4 separate regions of the Homo sapiens genome follow, and all the other regions are linked to region 1. Evidence: chromatin loops called from intact Hi-C (ENCODE). Cell type or tissue: PC-9. All regions are shown on one strand. Region 1 overlaps MTMR1 (myotubularin related protein 1). Region 2 overlaps EOLA2-DT (EOLA2 divergent transcript). Region 3 overlaps MTM1 (myotubularin 1). Region 4 overlaps MTM1 (myotubularin 1).

Region 1 (2,500 bases):
GAGTCCCTTCTCCTAACAGCAGCTTCATAAAGGGAATCTACTATACTCACCAAAGCAAACAAAAAAACCTCCAAGCTTTTAAAACTCTTCTCTTGAGTTTCTATGCTAAAGCTAAATGTGTTTCTTTTACAAAAGGAATCTCCTACGGGGAAATCTGAAGCAATTGGGTCACTTCTTTGTTTTATTCCAGTAGTTGTTCTTTTTTGCCATTTAAAAGGCATGTCCCAGATTTATCAATTAGAGGTTTGCCTTACTATGTCTCACTGACATATAAATGCACAGAAGTTTCAAGCCAAACTTGACATGACTATGGGAAGAGAAGAGAAATGCTTGATTTTCAACTTCTATCTTGAGAGCATTGTGTATTCTTAAAATGGTCCTAATCACCTCTGTCTCCTATATGCAACATTTTATTAGCTAGTCCTGGATTGAGGACTTTAAAATGTTTGATGTGGCTTGCTCTAAATAGAGAGAGTCATACCTTTCCTAAGCTCCTCCAGATTCAGTTGATTAAAGCAGCTTGCTTTAGTAATTATATTTCAAAATAATCTATTTTCACTTATTTTTAACATATAAGAAACTTAAGTCTGTATAATACATGATAATATTTAGCCATTAAAATAGGCTTTAACAACGTAACATTTGAAGTAATTTAAAACTCTGATATTGATTAAAATAGCTTTCTCACTTCATGAGATGCTATACAGTTAGTCACTAGTTCAGGCAATAAAGCAGAGTTTCAAATTAAGGCTTCTAAGATTGGAGATCTTTTAGTGTTTCTAAAACCAGACATTTATAAGTATACCTGTTAGTTTATGCTTTATTGCATAAAATATATTTCCAAAACAGATGTGAGTATAAAAATGAATCCATTAATCGTTCTCCACACCTACCCTTAATGTGTTTACTTCCAAAAAATTTTGGCAGAAAATGTCTTTAAAAACCAGTCTGGGCTAAAAATTTGAATTGAATTAACTGTTTGGAGGTAACGATGATTCCTAATCTATATTATTTTAACCATGCATCTTTGGATAAGGAGGAGGATGGACCATGTCATTTTGTGGTCTCCCAGTAGAACTAACATAGCCCTGACCAACATTTAACATTGAATTTGTTATTTATAGTTTGGCTTTCTTCCCTGTATAAAATGTGATGAAACTACTATGTGTAGTATTTCTAAATTGACCTTTAGGTCCTTTAATAAAACATAGTGAAATATTCTTGTAACTATGAAAATAATTACTATTTTGAATTTTCAATAATTTAGAATTATAAAAGACATCCATTTAAAAATATTTTGCTTTACAAAATTATGCTGAAAGCGTAGTATTATTCGACCTATTTTCCACTGAACACTAGTGGCCTCCGATGTTAACAGGTGGAAAAAGCAGTCCCGATCAAATAGGTATGAGGAATGCATTATACTGTGGCGCCCTCTTGCGGATTCGGTGTGCATTGACACACTAAAGATGTCTCACTAAAAAAAGCAAATGAGGCCGGGCGCGGTGGCTCACGCCTGTAATCCCAGCACTTTGGGAGGCTGAGGTGGGCGGATCACCAGGTCAAGAGATGGAGACCATCCTGGCCAACAATGTGAAACCCCTGTCTCTACTAAAAGTACAAAAATTAGCCGGGCGTGGTGGTGTGCGCCTGTAGTCCCAGCTACTCGGGAGGCTGAGGCAGGAGAATTGCTTGAACCCGGGAGGCAGAGGTTGCAGAGAGCTGAGATTGTGCCACTGCACTCTAGCCTGGCGACAGAGCGAGACTCCATCTCAAAAAAAAAAAAAAAAAAAAAAAAAGGAGAAGAAAAAAAGCAGCTGAACTTGTTTTGCTTAACCCAGCATTTCCCAAACTTTTATTTATTTATTTATTTTTTAAGACCTATTCACATCTCTTGGGAAAGTAATGCTCTATGAAATACAGCTTTGGAATTGCTGGGGGTTCTGATCACCTTATTCTTATTCATGACACATTATGTCAGAGATGCCAAGGAGAAAGTGACTGGTTTCCTTGGCAGCGTCTCACAGGGTGGCGGTACCTTGGAATAGACCCCGAGTTCAGGCTTTGGTCCCTAGCTTTGTAGTTCAAGAACACCATTTTCTCACCTCCCCTCAATTATCTGGCACTATCCAACCAAGCTCACAAGGGAGTGGCTACTGGGCTGCAGTGCCAATCTGCTAATTTAAAAACGTGGGCGTGTATTTTTCTGGCCATCTAAGGTATCCTTTTCCTAGCATCATTGTAGCCAGGAAACCTAGTAAATCATTAGCAATTTGCTTGGTGAGTATGAAATTACTGCAAAGTAAATTGTCTTGAGACATGCCTGACGAAAACACCCTGCTCCGCAGCAGGGATTGGAATACTGTTGCCTGCCAGATGAGAGCACACTCTCTCATGGCCTGGATTGGGTGAACACTGACAACTTCACTCTTCATGTCCCTGGTCATACGCTTTGTGCATGCATGTCCGTGTGCACGAGCACACACAGACACACACACAC
Region 2 (2,500 bases), 750 kb before region 1:
ATGGCGGTTGTCCAACTTTATTGTGAACTCTCTTATTGTACTAGTGTTTAAAAGCAGATAAGCTGTTACCTCTTGAATCCCACAGGCTGTCTAGTTATACTGGTCAGGATCTCTTCCAGCTCAATTTTTTAAAAAATCCTTTGCCTTGACTTCCAAAGGCACCTGTTAAGAGTGGACTTCTCAAGCTGTGTAAAGTACTTTTGGCATAATCAAGTCTATGTTGTTCCATGAAGCTCTAAGTCCAGAGTAACTGTCTTTAGTTGATCATATTGAAAGCAAGAACATCATTTCAAACAAACCAAGTCTGAGATATTTAACCCACATGTGCTTTCAGACCTGGTATGTATGAGCTTGAGCAATGAAGCCTTATTCCATTTTGATGTTATAAAAAATGGAGGGATTTCCCTGCAGTCAGTTTCACAGCCACTATTTGACTTATATTTGAAGGGGGAAAGATAAGGGCTGTGTTCTTTTGATCTGAATTTTTCTGTTCTTAAAAGTTTTCTTTTCTAAGAACACTAGTCAGTACCTGGAGACACTCCGACATATTTAAAGAATTAATTTGCTTTATTGAAAAAAGTTGTTTCTTTAAACATTTAAATAATTACTTTTTCTTCAGTGACAAATTAGTTTGCTTTAATGAAAAAAAAGGTTTTTTTCATAACTTTCATTACATGAACCTTTAGCAAAGGAGATTTCTCCCATTATATACTTCTTATGATCAACAAATTCCATCATCTCCCCACTAAGAGAAAGTACTCCAAGATGATAGAATGATTTTAAAGTTATGGGACTACAACAGCAGCCACAGGAACCTTGAGTAAGTACCATGAACCCTGACCCTCAGCGTTAATTTGTAAGCCTTTGGCAGTGAGATGGAATGTCTTCCTTCAGTTTGAAACAAAGGAAACCTATTGCATCGCACGTAAATTTGTATATTGATGCTATATTGACTTTGTAGCTGCCATGCCTTCATACAGACACCTCATCCAGCCCCCACTGTTCCACTTATTGTGATGGTTTGTATATCTTTATTTCAAAGAAGATCTGTTTGAACCGTGTTTAATTTCTTCTTTGACCTGCTTTCATCACTGCCCATGCCTACCCTGGTGGCATTCTCATCCACGAGACTACCACATCCATGCCACTAGGTGGCATTCTCATCCATGAGACTACTGCACCCGTGCGCACGTCAAGAAGTAGCCAAGCCATGGGCTGGATTGTGCTTTTCCTGAGAGGATGAAAGGCTTCATGGATACATGCTAGTATCCATGTTCCTCTATTCTCAAGTCAGGCACCAAGATGATGTTTCATACCTGCCTGCCTTTCAAAGTCTCATAAATGTTCATTGAATATCCACTCTATGCAAGGCACTAGGGTAGTCACAGAGGCAAGGTTTGAGCTAAACTACAGGCCCTGCCCTCCAGGAGCTCCCGGTCTCATGGCAGGGTGCAGAAGCCAGAATAGAGGGCCATGGCATGGGAGAGAACTCTGCTGACCGGGAGCTCTGAAGGGTTAGGGGTCCATGAGCCTGATTTATGGGGTCGTTGCCATAGGATTAGGGGCTCCCTGGCATACAGTGAATGGAGAGACTAGCATTGCTGTGTTATTTCACTGAGAGGGCACCAATGTTCAGCCTCTGAGACCAGGGGAGGAAAGCAGTGGCCATGAATGTTCCCTCCCATCCCGGGGACTGACTGGGCTCCTCCCACAGTCTCAGACACAGAGGAAGAAGTGTACTCACACTGCCCCAACACCAGTGAGTGGAAATATTTATAGGTCTCTCATTTGGTTTTAATTTTTATTTTTTTATTTTTCAGAAATTAAAAAAAAAATCACACTCACAAAATTAACCATTACCCACATTCCTACCAACAAGAAGTAACCATTCTTAACCTTGTAATATGTTGGTTTCCAGATTTATGTTTATGCTTTAAAAAATTATGCAGACAACATATTAGCACATTGCCCCTTTTCTCATTTGTTTTAATCCATGTTCTTCCCATTTATACAGGAGCAATTCTTGCATTCAGTTATGGGATACTATAAATGCCTAGTATAATGGCAGCAGAGAGAATTACTATGGTTGTATACCTTTTCTCGCTCCTTGCTCCTCAAATGCCTTAGAGTTTAAAATCTATTGTGGAAAGTTTGTGAAATGCAGAACGGTGAAAATAAACAAATTACCAGTGGTTCTTTGGCTTCGGGAGAACTGTAATTGATGTTCATTTTGGTATATTTCCCTCCAGTATTTTTTCCATATGGTTTTATTTTTAAAAATTTTACCCCATATATATATACATATATATATACATACTAACTACTCACAAAATTAAAAATTAAAAAAATTAAAAATGTATAAAATGAAAGAAAAAAATTAGCCTCATTTTGTATTTACTATTTTATAATCTGCCTTTTTGCTTAATCTTCTTTGTCATTATATGTTCTTCTACCTCATGATTTTTAATAGCTGCCTAGTATTCCATTGTATAGCCATAGT
Region 3 (2,500 bases), 72 kb before region 1:
CCTATGGCCCGACTGAAATTTACAACTTGATGAGGGTCTTTCTCAATAATAAATAATTTTTATTTTTAATAATTTCTCAAATTATTAAAATAATAAAAAATATTAAAAAATATTTTAATAATTTCTCAAATAATAAATCTTTTAAATGTGTAGCAAATTGCTCCTTTAAAGTGGTCTCATGTCTCTTGTCTCTCTTGATACCAGGGCCATAGAGGGAAAGGAAGGCAGATCTCATATGTGCTGTGCATTATAGATTGGAAGGTGGAGGTTTAGGTCCCACTGGTACCTTCTCCAAGGCTCCCAGTTCTGAGCCTTTGGACTCTTATTAGGCAGGGGCTACAATGGTGTTTTTAATTGATCTCTAGCATGGTGCAAGGACCATATTTGTTCTGAGAATGAATAAATATTACTGTATAATCTTTTCTCAATAACCTGTTGTCATTATAAACACTCATTTTTATAAACATCAATGTTTGTCATTTGCCATCATGGGGTAGGTAACTTCAGAGACATCAGGGAATTTGGTGTTATGTTGAGTGAGCCCACATGATTAAGCTTCTTTCGTTCTTTGTATCTGCATTTTGTAGTTTTTGCTAACTGACTTTCCTGGCTGCTGGGCCTGCCTCTATAAGCTAACACGAGCCAGTGTTTATTGCAGACTTTCTGGGCATTCTTCTTCAGGCCACCGAGCAACCCTATGAGATTATATTATTCTCCCCATTTTATGGAAGAGGAAAGGGAAGCCAGAGAAGCTGCGAGTGAAATGCCTGAGGTTAGAACCACGGCAGAGATGGCACTAGACCCCAAAGTCCACATTGTCGCCCACTGTGCTGCAGTTCTCCAGCTTCCCATTTTTAATAGCTTTATTGAGATCTACTTCACATACCAAACAATTTCCCATCTCAAGTGTACAATTCTGTCGTTTTTGGTATATTACATTATTAGCTACCTTTTACGTGTATTACTTTTCACATGCTATGAGCTTGGCAACCAGGGAGCAAATGTGCTAGACTTGTGTATAAAGTTAGAGAAGATAGGTTCTGAATCAGGGCTTGATGAGGTCTCCTAGGCATTGGATGTCCACACTGCACTGTGGAGACGAGCAGATCTATGCTCTTTGGGCTGTCCTGAGATCAGTTTTGCTCTGCTCAGGTTTTCTTCCTTCCTGTGTTAGATTCTAGAATTGAGACTGTTGGGAAAATGATCTGTAGACAGAGTTGGTATTATGAGAAACATATTGTACCAGAGACAATTTCCTTTACCTCTCACTTTTTGCCAAAGCTGCTTCTATATGATAACAAATCCAGTGCAAGCTACATAATTAAAATAGGATCAAGCTTTCAATTTCCTTTAAGTGATATAACTATTTTTAGGTAAGCAATTAATTTATATTGGATGTGGTGCTAATTAAGAAAAGACTGGTAATTGTACTTGTTTCTGAGTTATATTATTAAATGCATGTCTCTGGGCACACACACGCAGTGAGATTGCAAGTGAACAAGTATTCTATTTTAGCACAATCAGATTCACTTCTTGATAACCGTCAGTGCTTTACTGTTTTACAGTTTTAATTGTTTGCTTGGAGATTTGCTTTCTTGATAGCTTAAACTTTCTGACTTAACCATAGGTGCTGTCATGGATTCATCCAGAAAATAAGACGGTCATTGTGCGTTGCAGTCAGCCTCTTGTCGGTATGAGTGGGAAACGAAATAAAGATGATGAGAAATATCTCGATGTTATCAGGGAGACTAATAAACAAATTTCTAAACTCACCATTTATGATGCAAGACCCAGCGTAAATGCAGTGGCCAACAAGGTGAGTGGACTTAATGATGTGCTGGACACTTAGCTTACATATGGAGTGCAGTGTTTTCTGTGAATGTTTTTGCCATGATATAGAAACACGTGGGTTTAAATTAATAGTTAAGAAAACCAGTTCTCTTAGACAGAAAGTAGTTTTAATCACAAAACTTAAACAAAATTGAATATATCAAAATCAAATGCAAATAAACTTTAGGTAAATAGGCATGTCTAGACTGTAATGAAATTGGGTTTTGGCCAGGACCTTGGCAGGAAAAAGTTAGATTCTCTTTAAAGCCCTTTCAGCTGTGGATGATCACTCATTGTGTACACTATTGGGGCATCTGTAAGAAGCTATGGGAAGCTGTAATTATTAAAATACTAAATTTGCATGCTTACTCAAACACTCCCTCCCCCATACCCGTATATACTCACATATGTGTATTCTCATTTACATAAGATAATTCAAGAAATGAGTAGGTCCACGTATGTGAGTTTTCCAGGCACAAACATATACACAAAGTTGACCGTTTTCAAAGAAGTCTGTCTCAATTGACTTTTTGCTGTAAGCAGAATATGCTGAATGCACTTAAAATTGATTAGGGTCATCATGAACATCAGTGACTGCATAGTGTTGCCTTCAGAAGCTGCTGCAAGGTGTATGGCTGTTTGCTTGCTCTACTAAATGGCCCCAGATTGA
Region 4 (2,500 bases), 130 kb before region 1:
GGAGTCAAGTGTTTTCTTTTTTTAATGGAAGGAGGCATATTTGAAGGTAAACTACTGTAAGGCTGATTGGAGTCTTGGCAAGGTTAGATTGATCATCTTAGAAAACCTGTGTGCAGAATGGTTAGGCAATCAAGGATATGGTATATTTTGTGGACAACCAACCTAACATATTAGCACCAGTTTGGGGAATGACTTAAGAGTTCACTGGGCTGGGTGTGGTGGCTCATGCCTGTAATCCTAGCACCACAGGAGGAGGCCGATGTGGGCGGATCACTTGAGGTCAGGGGTTCAAGACCAGCCTGGCCAACGTGGCGAAATCCTGTCGCTACTAAAAATACAAAAATTATCTGGGCATGGTGGCGCACATCTGTAATCCCAGCTACTCAGGAGGCTGAGGCAGGAGAATCACTCAAACCCAGGAGGCAGAGGTTACGGTGAGCTGAGGTGGTACCACTGCACTCCAGCCTGAGCGACAGAGTGACACTCTGTCTCAAAAAAAAAAAAAAAAGCATAAAGCATCTCTGGTAGGAGGAAGGGAACTGGTATTTGAGCATCTTTGTTATGCCATCTGCTGTGCTATAATTTTACCTGTTCCTCATGACAGCACTGTGAGGGCTGGCGTCACACCCATTTTACAGACTGGAAACTGCAGTAATTAAGTGAGAGAATTGGGATCTGAGACACAAATTGGTCTGAATACAGAATCCCTTCCTTTTTTTCAACTGTATCACACTGTTTTGTAGGTGGGCGCATAGTGGCATTTTGACAAGCTCTCAATGGTGGGGTTAATAGCTTGTTTTTTAGTTTAAGAGAATATGATTATTATGTACTTCGGCTGAAGACGGTTCACATGGGAATTATTTTAACAGCTTAATGCAGGGCGTGACAGCCTGTTTTTGTAAATAAAATTTTATTGGAATATAGCCCATCATTTATTTACATATTGCTGCTTCAGTGCTACAACGCAGTACTGAGTAGTTGCAACAGAAATGTCTGGGTATCTGGCCCTTTACACGGAAAATTTGTCAGTCCCTTGTTCAAAGGAAAATGTATAAAAATGAACCAAACTTCTGCTTTTGCAGATCATAGTTTATTTTCATGTGAGTTGAGCACTTCTTCCCCCCAAATAAACAAATATATGTGTTAAATTGATGGTGTACCTGGTCTCAAAATGGCTGGAATATGAACATTTATCTTGGTTCACAGTGATTTGGTTGAGGACGTCTCAAGGTATGTTTCATTTTTTTGCATCCTAGGTGGCCTACAATCCAAGCTACTTTAATGCAAAAAATCAGAATAAATTTATAGTAAATCCTGTGTTTACTGGCACTCCAGGTACAGAACTCTGTGAATGGTTCTCATTGGGGGTGACGCTCCCCCTAGAGGCCAAATTGGAAATGGGGGCATGTTTTGGTTATGGTGTAATTCATTGAAAAATACATTATTTTATTATAAATCACTGTCCTTTTATTTCTCCTTTATATTGGAGTTAGTACAGTATATTGATTTTGTATCATGTTTAGATTGAGGATATCCATGGTTTTCATTTCAGCCTAGCAAAGGGGACTTTACAGAAATTTGTTTTATAAAAAGGGAGTTTCGGGTCTGATGGTATTGAGCACCACTGCCAAAGAGATTTGGCATCTTTTTGAAAACAGACTTCTAAGTAAGGACAACTACCTTAGAAAGACCTGGAATTCTGAACGGAGAGGCTGCTTGTTCTCTGACAAACTTTAGAAGTCAAGTTTTAAGTCTCAGTATGTTTCCATAAGCAGCATCTTTCCAGAGAAAGAGCATGATTGAACTTAACGTAAATGCCAACACAGAGTCATAAACCACATTAAAGGCTCATCAAAAGACAAAAGCTGCATACCTTTGTCACTGTTTTGTTTGTATACAGAAAAGTTCAGAAAAACCACTCAGGGCCATTGATCTCAACTCAGGTGACGATGGGAAATAGAGCTCTCCGTGGTGTTTACAGTTTGCTTGCAAAGGCCCTATGAGGCAGAGATCAAAATTATTTTCTAGTTCTGCTGCTTTTAGATTCTTAACATAAGCGTTAAAATGGCATGCATTTTTTAATGTTTTTAGTTAATGTGTGCTTCAGGTTTGTGTATTGTTGTTTTTCATATTCAACAGAAAAGGAAAAACAGTTCCTTAGTCTGGAAAAAGGGCGCGGTGAAAGAGGTTTTTGTATCTGCCTCCACAGATTCAACTGACCAATCCCAGCCCCCTGTACTGGGACGGCTGTACCTTAATTTGAAATGTTCATGGAAAAGTCTATAAGGGAAGATAGCATTACTCAAATTATTTTCAGTGCAAATCGTTTCAAAGGGGTACAAGTTAACCCTGCAGTTAACTACATAACAGTATATACACTTAAATTTGCTGCCCAGAACCACCCTGCCTGGACCATCCTGATCAGCCAAGGCCTTGTCGTACCATTTCAAACATGAGTTTGTATGAACTTGTGGCTTAAGTGAAATATTACACTGCCAAC

What was found. A loop is a pair of places that touch in the nucleus more often than their neighbours do. Peaks named below come from ENCODE experiments on the same cell type or tissue, not always from the same donor. Only the 100,000 strongest peaks of a DNase experiment are listed, where the experiment ranks them.
Region 2: a loop joins it to region 1, with 6 times the contacts of the local background. A loop is called at or near these places in 34 of 110 quality-filtered maps.
Region 3: it touches region 1 in a loop (2.6-fold over the local background); 2 of 110 quality-filtered maps call a loop at or near these places.
Region 4: a loop joins it to region 1, with 4 times the contacts of the local background. A loop is called at or near these places in 6 of 110 quality-filtered maps.

Annotation. Positions count from the first base shown.
Region 1 is chrX:150,715,584-150,718,083 of GRCh38, forward strand. The region is part of intron 3 of MTMR1 (myotubularin related protein 1); the gene reads left to right. Among named protein-coding and RNA genes, the nearest start is that of MTMR1, 23 kb to the left of the region's middle. In PC-9, CTCF peaks have their summits at 1,425 (motif pointing left) and 1,624; a DNase peak (open chromatin) is centred at 1,428; H3K27ac peaks cover 269 bases.
Region 2 is chrX:149,961,897-149,964,396 of GRCh38, forward strand. It overlaps EOLA2-DT (EOLA2 divergent transcript), which reads left to right. Exons shown (of 12, transcript NR_027456.1): 9 at 687-820. Among named protein-coding and RNA genes, the nearest start is that of EOLA2-DT, 25 kb to the left of the region's middle. In PC-9, CTCF peaks have their summits at 1,155 (motif pointing right) and 1,360; a DNase peak (open chromatin) is centred at 1,155.
Region 3 is chrX:150,644,056-150,646,555 of GRCh38, forward strand. It overlaps MTM1 (myotubularin 1), which reads left to right. Exons shown (of 15, transcript NM_000252.3): 9 at 1,628-1,816. Among named protein-coding and RNA genes, the nearest start is that of MTMR1, 48 kb to the right of the region's middle. In PC-9, no CTCF peak of the experiment used is centred here; no DNase peak of the experiment used is centred here.
Region 4 is chrX:150,586,422-150,588,921 of GRCh38, forward strand. The region is part of intron 1 of MTM1 (myotubularin 1); the gene reads left to right. Among named protein-coding and RNA genes, the nearest start is that of MTM1, 19 kb to the left of the region's middle. In PC-9, a CTCF peak has its summit at 1,383 (motif pointing left); no DNase peak of the experiment used is centred here.